Regions from separate parts of the Homo sapiens genome. Here region 2 is linked to region 1. Evidence: chromatin loops called from intact Hi-C (ENCODE). Cell type or tissue: psoas muscle. All regions are shown on one strand. Links, peaks and the distances in the headings refer to the core of each region. The heading gives the core; the rest is flanking DNA.

The links. Peaks named below come from ENCODE experiments on the same cell type or tissue, not always from the same donor. Only the 100,000 strongest peaks of a DNase experiment are listed, where the experiment ranks them.
Region 2: it touches region 1 in a loop (1.8-fold over the local background); 4 of 110 quality-filtered maps call a loop at or near these places.

What each region holds. Positions count from the first base shown.
Region 1 is chr6:56,461,952-56,467,341 of GRCh38, forward strand. It overlaps DST (dystonin), which reads right to left. Exons shown (of 104, transcript NM_001374736.1): 99 at 4,127-4,244; 100 at 2,734-2,805; 101 at 1,614-1,813; 102 at 1,095-1,205. Among named protein-coding and RNA genes, the nearest start is that of COL21A1, 220 kb to the left of the region's middle. In psoas muscle, for the core only: no CTCF peak of the experiment used is centred there; no DNase peak of the experiment used is centred there.
Region 2 is chr6:56,512,729-56,518,118 of GRCh38, forward strand. DST (dystonin) reads right to left here. Exons shown (of 104, transcript NM_001374736.1): 70 at 4,773-4,892; 71 at 4,470-4,577; 72 at 2,722-2,940. Among named protein-coding and RNA genes, the nearest start is that of COL21A1, 270 kb to the left of the region's middle. In psoas muscle, for the core only: no CTCF peak of the experiment used is centred there; no DNase peak of the experiment used is centred there; H3K27ac peaks cover 1,146 bases.

The DNA of each region.
Region 1 (5,390 bases), core at 271-5,270:
CTCAGCAATGAGATTGCCATGGAGTCATGAAGGTAACACATTTTTTCTCTGCCTGTCACTTATTATTAATGTGAGGATTAAGTAACAGACAAGAAAGTGTTTTGAAAAGCATAAGAGGGCTTTTAAAAGTTATTATATTACTTTTATTTGAGGATCCTGGCCTTTAAGTTACGTCCTTTATCATTAAGGTGAAATACCTTCTTCAATTTCAAGAAAAGGTATTTAGGGATTTTTCCCCACTAATTATTGGGATTCTAATAAAATATCTGATTATTTTGTACCTATGTCTGTTGTTTCACAGTGAAATTTCTTAAAAAGATATACAGCTGATTTTCAATTGAATGTAAATGACCTGATACATGAGTTCATCTTGGCAAATTTTATATCACCTAAATATCTTCTCCCCATATATCATGCCGTATTAAAAAGTTAGAGCATGCTTAAATTAGTTATTAAAATCTTTAAAAAAAACCCATACATTTATTACCTGTTGAAAATGACAAATAACTTTCTGCATACCTAAGCCTACCCCTCTGACCCCCCTGCACTGATACTGAGAGCTTATGTCACACCTGCCCAAAGTTTTGGGGCAGGTATAAATGTAACAGACATCCAGAAGGACCATGCCCACAGTGAACATTCAGTAAACATTCTTTTCAGTGATGCTCTTGCAAATCATACTGCCTTTTACTCCCATTTGAAGGGAATGTGTTGCACTTCTTGCCCATATTATATCTAGTATATTTAGTAGCTTTAAAAGAAATTTTACTTAAGTCTGGCTATAACCTACTCTATGTTACTCTCCCAAGAGATAACAGTGGAACTAAGTACGAATGAGAACAAAAAGGAGGTAGTCTGCAGGAGTGACTGGGTCAAATTGACACTGTTTAAAGAGCTGCAGACTATCTTTTCTGTTAACCCCTTACTCTCACATCTTCCAAGAACTGCTCGGTTGATACTTATCTTATAGAAGTGTATAAAAAGACATAGGGTTAGCAAAGTACATATATTTAGGGAGTGGTGCAACGATGTTAGTGAGTGATAGCTTCAGTTAAAGGAGAATGTTAAGACTGGACTCTGGGGCCTTACAATACCTCTGCAGATGGCACGGGAAAGTCTGAGCACTCTGCTGCTTTACAAGGAGTTGACATTTTGCTGTTTGTCAACCATGGTTTACCATAATTGCGTGTTAAAGGATGGAGAATCTGTATGGAACAATGGCAAATCAAATGAAAAGGATAGCAGATAAAAAAAACAAAGCCACAGAAAGAGATATTCATAGCAAAGAGTCACATTTCACAGTAAGAATAATAATTTAAAATAAGTGAAAAGATCCAATGGCAAATCATACACACCAAAAAAATGAATGAAGCTTTAAAAAGAAAAATCAATCTGGAAGATCACAAAGGCTTCCTAAATAGATCATCTCTATGTGGGCCACTAGGCAAAAGCATACATTCAAAAAAAAATTCCTGTATTTCCCACAGTATGAGAAGGTGCACAAATGGAGATAGCTGGTCCTACAAATTCTAGGGCCCTAAATAGAACATTCAAAAGTCTACTTGGGACATTGATTGCAAAGGTGGAGGAAAAGTCTTCATCCTGAGTCTTACCTTGGGTGTGGTGGTGGCAGGGACCTGTGGGGAGGCCGCCTGCGCAGCCTGACTGGACACAGAAGTGGATCTGTTGGGTGAAGCGCCTCGTGATGATGGCCGGGATCTTCGGCCTCGGGGTCGGAAAGCAGCCATACCCTGGCTGGCACCATCTGCTAAAATGAACTTCTCACGCAGTTCCATGTTTGTCCTTCCTTTGGCTGGGTTATACACACACAACAATGCACACAAAGAAAAGACGGAAAAGAAGAGGCGCTCAATCGTTAATGGGAAGAACGGCCACCTGGCACCAGAGATCACGTTGAGAATTTCAAGAACATCTTTTTGCCATGCCAACTCCAACTCAGCATAACAAAAAGTTAAATGCATTCCTTTACAATGCATTCCTTTTGGATACAGGTGAGTTCGGGGAGGAAAAAATAAAGTGTGCTTATTCTAACACTAGACACCAGCAAGAATAACCACTATTAAAGAAAGTGTCAGCATGAAAATGGAAAGCTCATGCTAAAATATCATTAATCCACCAGCTACAGATGCCCACATGGTTTCATTACCCTCTCATCACACTGAGAAGACAGACCAGTAAGGCAGGGACTGTGTCTTTTGCATGTACTATTGAGGTAAAGAGAATGCCAGTATTTCAACATGGGGATAAATTAAAGAATATAATTACACACAATGATTGATGGCTTGTTAGTCATGATGACAACATATAAACTTCTGGATTTTTCACTTAAATGAGGCAGCTAGTATTTTTATTTTATGCCTTGAAAAACTGTTTTACCAACATGCAATAACAAACACCAGACCCAAGGATCTGTGAGGTAGTCAGTGATGCAGCACTCATACAAACACATACGCACACGGAGAACACTCCACAAGAACCCGGTGAGCAACGTGTTAGCATGTGTTTGATCACTTATAACACCTGCATGTGTAACACAACCAAAGTCATCAAATTTTCAGAATTTAAATTTGGAAGCACCAGCTCAGCTGGATATGAGTTAAGCCATACGCGATGGATGAAGCATGTTATTTTAAAACAAATGACTGAAGCAAGAATGGAAAAGTAGGAAAGAGAAAAGGAAAGAGGGGAGAGGCAAAGAGAGAGGTTGCCAACCTATAGTAGGCTGAGTAGTAGTAATTGAAGAGTTTGATTCCGAACGTAACATTTTACTCCCATGATGATGAACTAGAAAAAATGACACAGGATACCAATCACATTAAAGAATACTGTTAGCAGAAGAAGAAACAAAGTACAGTAGTTGAATATGCAAAGGGTGCTCACATCTGGCCTTTAGCACACATTTTAGAAGAAAAGTTGCATCAGGAAAAGAAGCACTCAAGGGATTGGCTCAATAAGAAAAATGTATTTGGAAGACTGTGCCACAGCCATGCTAACCTTCCTAAGCAACCCAACAGAACACTATGTATTCTGATTTCTTCATAAATGGAGTTGCATTTTACCTTAGGCTACATTATTTTCAAAATATAAAACAAACAGGAGCTTTTGTTCTTGTTTTACTTCTCTCGCAGGTGTGTCTTTGGCCAGGAGAGAGCAGGGCTACTGTATAACATGTATAACAATCCATGGTGGCCTTGGTGGAGAAGCCTGATGACTGATATGTCTATGTGTACCAGATGGTGACACCATCACCAAAACCAAGAGGCCCTACAGGAGGAAACCTGGGATCCCACTTGGTAGCTGAAGGAGACAGCACTGACGTGAACATTTGTTGTTTGCTAAAAAGGATTACAGTGAGCTCACAGGTAAAAGAAAATTATAACAATTTTATTGTTTTTTTCTTGGGGGGGAAGAAAAATGGGCCTACTGAGTAATTGGTACCTAATTAGAAATTGCAATCAAATGACCACGTGTAACGTAAATTGGTTGAGAACTTAAAAATTGACAGAAGGATCTCAAAACAGAAAAATTAAAAGCTAACTTAGGACTTGGGCTGGAAGATATGTAGAGAGCTATAGTATTATATGTTTATATTTTTAATGTTCTAATCTGCAACTTCAAAGAGTCAAGTTAGCATTGGATTATTATTTAAAAATTTTTTAATTATGGCTTTCCTCACCTGCTCTTCATTTCATAAAAACTTTGACCTTTAAACTTTTATTATCCAGTATTTTCGGTCTTCATCACCTCAATTTTCTTTTCTCTTACTTTGCTATGTCATAACAGACAAAATCCTTTCCTTGGTTGGTATAATTGTTTGGAAAATCGTAGATGTAAAAGTCTCCTAAAGAAAATGGATTCTAGTATTTCCCGCCCACCATATTTATCCAGAAAAAGTAAAAAAAAAAAAAAAAAAGAAAGAAAAAAATGAGAAGAATATGGTTTACATGACTGCCACAGGTTCTTTGGGAACTTTAGGCTGACAGACCAATGTGAAACATTCACTATTGGAATAAATGACCAAAATTATGCCCAGTATGTTTTGGTGCTGGATATAATATAAAATTGAAATACTTTCATGATGTTATCATGATAAGCATCTCCTTACCCCTGCAAGGATCATTTTTCACTAAGAACTCATCAAGTGCCATCCATCCACCTCCAACACGAACCATCACAGTACTCCGCAGGATCCGGACCAGTCGCAGTTGCTGGGAGTCTCCAAACTGTTCAGTGAAGAAAGAAAGAACCTCTAGTTGTCAATAATAATTCTAAACTACAGGATGATGTGCAATTTGCAGTAGCTAAAGCAACCGACTTTAATTTCTTGCTTAGTTCATAGCGATTAGTAAAATCTCAGAAAAGGGGGTTTGTAATGATTTGTGTTAGACGGCTGCATGCTGATTTAGCCCAAAGGAAACAGTTTGAAAAAAAAAAGATTACAAAGGTTATCAAGTATACTACCAAAGCTTTGGTCTAAAAATTATTTTTCTTTCTTATGACAGAAACAATATTAGTAAGGCAGTAATTTTAAAATGTTTCTAGGAATTAAACATAGCCATGAAAGTAAGCACTGGCCCACTTGCCCAGGGCTTATCCAAAATAAAATGATTCTAAGAAAAATTTAATAAGCTTTGATTCTTCTTCATTAAACTCTCTCTTACAGTAAAACCGTTTTCCACTGAACTCTGTGAGAAATCTTTATAAACTCATTTTCTTTTCTGTAAGGGCAGTTTTCACTTAAAAAGAATAAAGTAAATGAGTATGACTCATATAAATTTCACAGTCAACTAAAATTTCTGCATCCCTAATGATCTGGTAAACCAATTTGTTAAAGGCTGGATTAATATGCCATTTTAGATTACTGTAATATTAGAATAGCCAATGACACATTATTAATGATACAGCTGCCAAATCTAAAAGGTTTCTCTCATAGTTGTCTGTACCATAACTGTTGATACTAACAGGCAATCATCTTTTTCTTGCCCTTTCAATAGATCTCCAATAATGTAGATATGCTACAAATTCTGCAAGTCCTGAATAAATTTCTAGATTCCAGGTTTCTGATCACAGGTTTATGTTTTGAAAGCCTGTGAGAAATGATTTTATACTTTAAATCATTTCTAATAGGTTCATGTCCAACTCATAAAAACTACCAGACTGAATTTCACGGTTGTCATCCCAGCAGACAAGAAAGCAAAATGAACAGTCAATTAAACATAAATGGCTTCTTTGTAAAGCAGGTAACATACAATTGTGACTTTATTTGGGCTCATGATGGATAAACAGAAAACTCTAGGTAGAAAAAAATCTGCTACTTTTCAGTGTTTTAATACTGAGTTTCAAGAAGAAAACCCAAAAACAATACCAAC
Region 2 (5,390 bases), core at 88-5,087, 51 kb after region 1:
AGGAATTACATCATTAACTATCACCAATGTAATAAAATGTTTTTGAAGGTTTTCAAAAGACTGCCTCAAAATAGTTTTAGAAAGGGCTAAATAAAGATGAATTCAATTTTAAAAGAAGGAAGAGTCTAATATAGCATGCTGCACATAAGAATGTGGGAGGGCCATGTTTGCAATCTAGCTCCTGGGCGTCCCAGGCCAAGTTTTTATTTTTATTTGGCATAATTAGGTATCTTCATGCTGCTTTACCGAATGGAGGTGGTGATGGTATATCAGCTATAGATAATCTCATGGAAAAGGAAAACTGAAGATGTTACATACGTTCTCCTGTCAATGTTCTTTCAGGAATGCTTGGAAAACAAGCTTTCACTCAAGAGTTATCAAGAGACTCTCAAATAAAATGCTACATCTCTGCTGATATTTCTGGAGTTCCTTTGGGTCTAGGTAGATCTCACCTGTATAGCATCACTATAAGGCAACTTGGCTTGGCAAGTAGTGAGAGGAGCCTTTTTTTTTTTTTTTAAGACAGAGTTTTGCTCTTGTTGCCCAGGCTGGAGTGCCGTGGCACGATCTTGGCTCACCACAACCTCCGCCTCCCAGGTTCAAGTGATTCTCCTGCCTCAGCATGCCAAGTAGCTGGGATTATAGGTATGCACCACCATGCCCAACTGATTTTGTATTTTTAGTAGAGATGGGGTTTCTCCATGTTGGTCAGGCTGGTCTCGAATTCCTGACCTCAGGTGGTCCACCTGCCTCGGCCTCCCAAACTGCTGGGATTACAGGCGTGAGTCACCACATCTGACTAATTTTGTATTTTTAGTAGAGGCAGGGTTTCTCCATGTTGGTCAGGCTGGTCTCAAACTCCCGACCTCAGGTGATCCACCTGCCTCGGCCTCCCAAAGTGCTGGGATTACAGGCATGAGCCACTGTGCCTGGCCGAGGAGCCTTTTTTAAACCCTTCTTAAACCATTCCATGACAGGCAAGAGAACACCTACCAGCCATCTACTCAGGTATGTGTGTGTATCAGAAAAGGGCCCAAAAGGAGATGCCTTTTGCCTTATATGTGACAAAATGATTCTTGGCACATGCTGTCATAGGAGTCCAGTCATGCTGGAGCTATCTGGTGTGACTTGATATCTATCATGTGGTAACATGGCCCTTGGAGCCATTTTTCATTCCTGGCTAGAATGAACTAGATTTTCCCCCAAAATACATGGAGAAGATGCTGTAGAGCTGGAAAAGAAATGCCATCCTAGGAGGCTACAAATATTCTGCAACAGCAAAGCTTTTAGTTTAAACAATTTGAAGATGTGGCTACAAAGTTTTGTACCTCCCTTTATACAGACAATCACAAATTTGTTTTGAGAGCTTAAAGATTATGCAAAAAGGCAAAAAAACTCAATTTTTAAAATTTCAGCTCAATAATGAGCCTTTCCATACTATTTGATGCTATGCTAAAAATGTGGCTATTCAAATCACCTCAGCATAGAAATCCATGAAACATTTTTCATTTAAAATAATTCAGTAAGTAGATATCAGATTTCTGCCACAAATAAATCTTTATACAAAAATTGAATTCTACATACTTGTCTTTCTCCTGCTGAATCATTTAGATAGAACTCCATAAGATTCCTGTTCTATATTAAATAAAGTTAAAGTGTGGTCTCTAAAACTCTCTTTTAAATAAATACTTCAGTATAGTCTTCAATGCCAATTCATTAAAAAGGTAAACAAACAAGATTAACAAGATGTCACATATTCCAAACAATGATGTAATAAACCCTGAATTGAACTTTTCCCTCCCTTTCTCTCTCTCCCTCTCTCCCTCCTTCTCTCTTGGGCACAGGCGTATACACACACACACACACACACACACACACACACACCCCCTCATGCGCATACACACACACATGCACACCATGATTAGTCTCAGAGTACATTCTGTACAGATCTGGAAGAGCAACTAGGTTCACAAGTCCATAAATAGCAAGAAATCTAGTTTTTTTCTGACAGTCTGGAATGCTCTCTCACATAAACCCTTACAAAATTTTAAGCCATATTAACAATTAAGTGACTGCTGAAAAGAGGGCTTTATGTGCCATTTCATACATGTTTAAAATGTGATGTAACTGTAGTTGTAAATGTGCTCCTCCTACTTTACCCATTTACACTTACAGGAACAAGAACTTCAAAGGAGTTCCATGTACCTAAGGTGAACAAAATAATCTGTCTTTATACTTCATCATTTTTCCTTTTCATAGCTTTCATAATATTGCTATTTTGACACATTCATTATATTACACATTTTCTCCAAACTCAATGGCCTTGTCTGTATAATGGTTCTCCCATATATTTCCACTCTGCATTTACATTCTAAATGTATAAATTTAAAACAATTCAATGTGTGTAAATTGAAAGCACTTCAAAAGCTTAATCCTATAACATTTTTAAATGGGAATTTTTTCTATCTAGATGATTTATACTGCATATTTTATAAAAGTTGTGATGTAATTAATGACATATACAACAAGTATATCCACATGAGTCTTCTCACTATAACCCTGTATAAGAAGCAATTATGAGGTAAGCAAATTACACAGACCAGAACACGGTATTCTAAAATGCCTTAATCATGTAAGTGTTTAACTGTACTAAAAACCACCATAAAAATCATGATTCTCTTTTAATGGGGAATACAATATTCTCTTTCACACCAGGCTTACCCGATGTTCTTCCTGCTGCTGCCTTAGAGTTTCATATTCAAGGGCTGGGGCGGGAAGCTGAGAGATGATTGATTGTGTTTCTGTCAGCCATGGCCAAAGTTCTTCATATGTTTCCCAGAATTGGTTAACCAGGGACTGTGCCCGTTCCAGCTGCAGATACCTTTCTGAATTAATCTGGCAGATGGTATCATAGTTCTTCAGTACCTTGTCCAGTTTTTTCTAGAAAATAAAAGGATGAAATGTTTAACTGGTCAGGCCAACGAGCACACACACTCCAGAGTGCTCTGTCCAGCACAGTACACCTGGACAGAGTGGGCGTTTGACAAATATATGTTAAATGAATACATCAGTAAAAGCTATTCAGATTTTAATGGTTTATACGTACAAAAGTTCACTTTAAATTAAAGTGCCTCAAGTTTTTATGAATAAGACACTGAGATCTCCAAAAACAATACACACAATTCTCCAGTCATTCTTACAATGGCTTCAAGATTAGAAAACAAGTCCCATATGATTCTGGCAACATATATTTTGCAGAAAAAAAATAAAGACCACTTTTTGCAAATGAAATTGTCAAAATTTTTAGTTAACAAAATTTAATTATATATATACACACACACATATATATGTGTATATGTGTATATATATGTGTGTGTGTATATATATATAGAAAGAGAGAGAGGGAGAGAGAGAGAGAGAAAGAGAAAGAGAGAAAGAGAAAGAGAAAGAAAGAGAAAGAGAAAGAGAAGGAGAAAGAGAAAGAGGAATCAAAGCAGAACATTTGCCATTGTGCTATACACGGATTTAATGGGGTAGTCACAGTGATCTAGATTATGGTATAAACTCATAGCAAAAACTAATAGCAGAAGAAGATAAAGCACAATCATAACTCAATAAACCACAGAATAACAAAGAAATTATTTCATAACAATCTGTATTTTTCACATCAGAGTCTTTATAAAAATAATATTCAATTATAAACAAGCAAATTGCCATTGTAGAGTATAAATAAATAAAAGAGTGCATATCATTACATTGTGCATCCTATTATTTTATCTGTGGTCTACCTTAAAAGCAATGCATACTCTTTAAAATATGATTTTAGGCATAGAGATTCCTATTTTTTTTGCCATGCATGGGATATCTTTCCTACCAGAAGCATGAATATGCATCAATTTCTTCAGGCTGCTTAGATGTCTGAATATGAATTGAACATTTTTATTTGTGGCTGGTTTTCTGCCAAATTAAAGGATAATTAAAACTACACAAGCTGAATGCTTCCTTAATTACTCAGATCATATTTTCCCTATATAGCTTACTGTAACTTTATACAAAATGGATTTCAGCATTAGAGAGAGCCACATATTTTGGTTTTTATTAAGAGGCCCAAATGTCTCTGAAGCACATAAACAATAGTTGATACATATAAAAAACAATAATTTATACTGATAATAATGGTAATAATACAGCTAACATTAACTGAATGCTTAATGCGTGCCAGTTAACCAAGGTCTCAAACCTTAATAGCCTTTGTGCCTATTCAAAAAGATTGTCCTCATAGTGATTCTCTTAAGAAATATTCCTTTCACTGTTATTCTATAAACTTGAAAAATGCCTTATTTAAACTAATTATTTTTGCTGCTTAAATGGCAGCTGTGGATAACGGAGAAGTGTTTTTCTAGGACTGAAAGCTCAACACCTGCTGTTTTTTCAAGAGTCCCACTACCAGTCCACAGACAAGATTATACCTTCATTGATTGCTTTTCCTCTTCACTGCATGCGGTCATGATTTTATGCCCAGATTTAACAAGGTCATCAATAATATCCTTGTGTCTCAAAATCTCCATGGTGAATGTCTGTGATTTACCAAAATAAAGACAAAAAATAAAACAAGAAATTGTATGACTAAAATGAAAACAATTAGGCTAAGTAGTTAAAAATATCACGTTACACTAGAGGGGTCTTAAAAAGTAAATCATACAAGCACATTTTATAGAGTTGGAGCACACCAGCAAATAATTCATATGGCAATTGGAAATGTATTTCTTCACCTTTTGAACTTGAAGCTGAGCAGAAGTCTGGTCTTGCTCAAGCCTGATGTCACCCAGAGACATCAATTTTTTTTCTGTTTCAGTAATCCAGGATAACTCAGCATCAGCTGCTTGGTCAAACTAAACAAAAGATAAATAATTAGGTCAGCACGTTCCCGTTCCTGATGCCAGAAAATACCTATCTACAGTTCTTTGAAATATCCTTATTACACAAGTGGAAAATCCGAGCTTGTCTCCTCATGGCATCCTAAAATAATTCGTGATAATGACTAAATTTTAAAGAAAGGAGAACTTTCCACAGAGTAATTAAACACAAGCTCTTAAAACATGCTGGATTTATAGCACTGCATTAATGATTTTAGGACAGCTAGCACTATTGCCTTCTTTTCAGGCAGTCTTAATAATTTGCACCTTAGGAGTACTGTCCAAATCTAACAGTTATGAAAGCCAACAGCCAGGTACCATCTTTTAATCATTTCACCCATCACTTCAACTCCTATGATATGCAACTAACATTCTGCTATCAAAGTACATAGTTCCAAGCAAAAAGAATAGAATATCCCCATTTATTTATTATACTATTATGTTTATAAATGCATGTGTAAATATACATCTCTA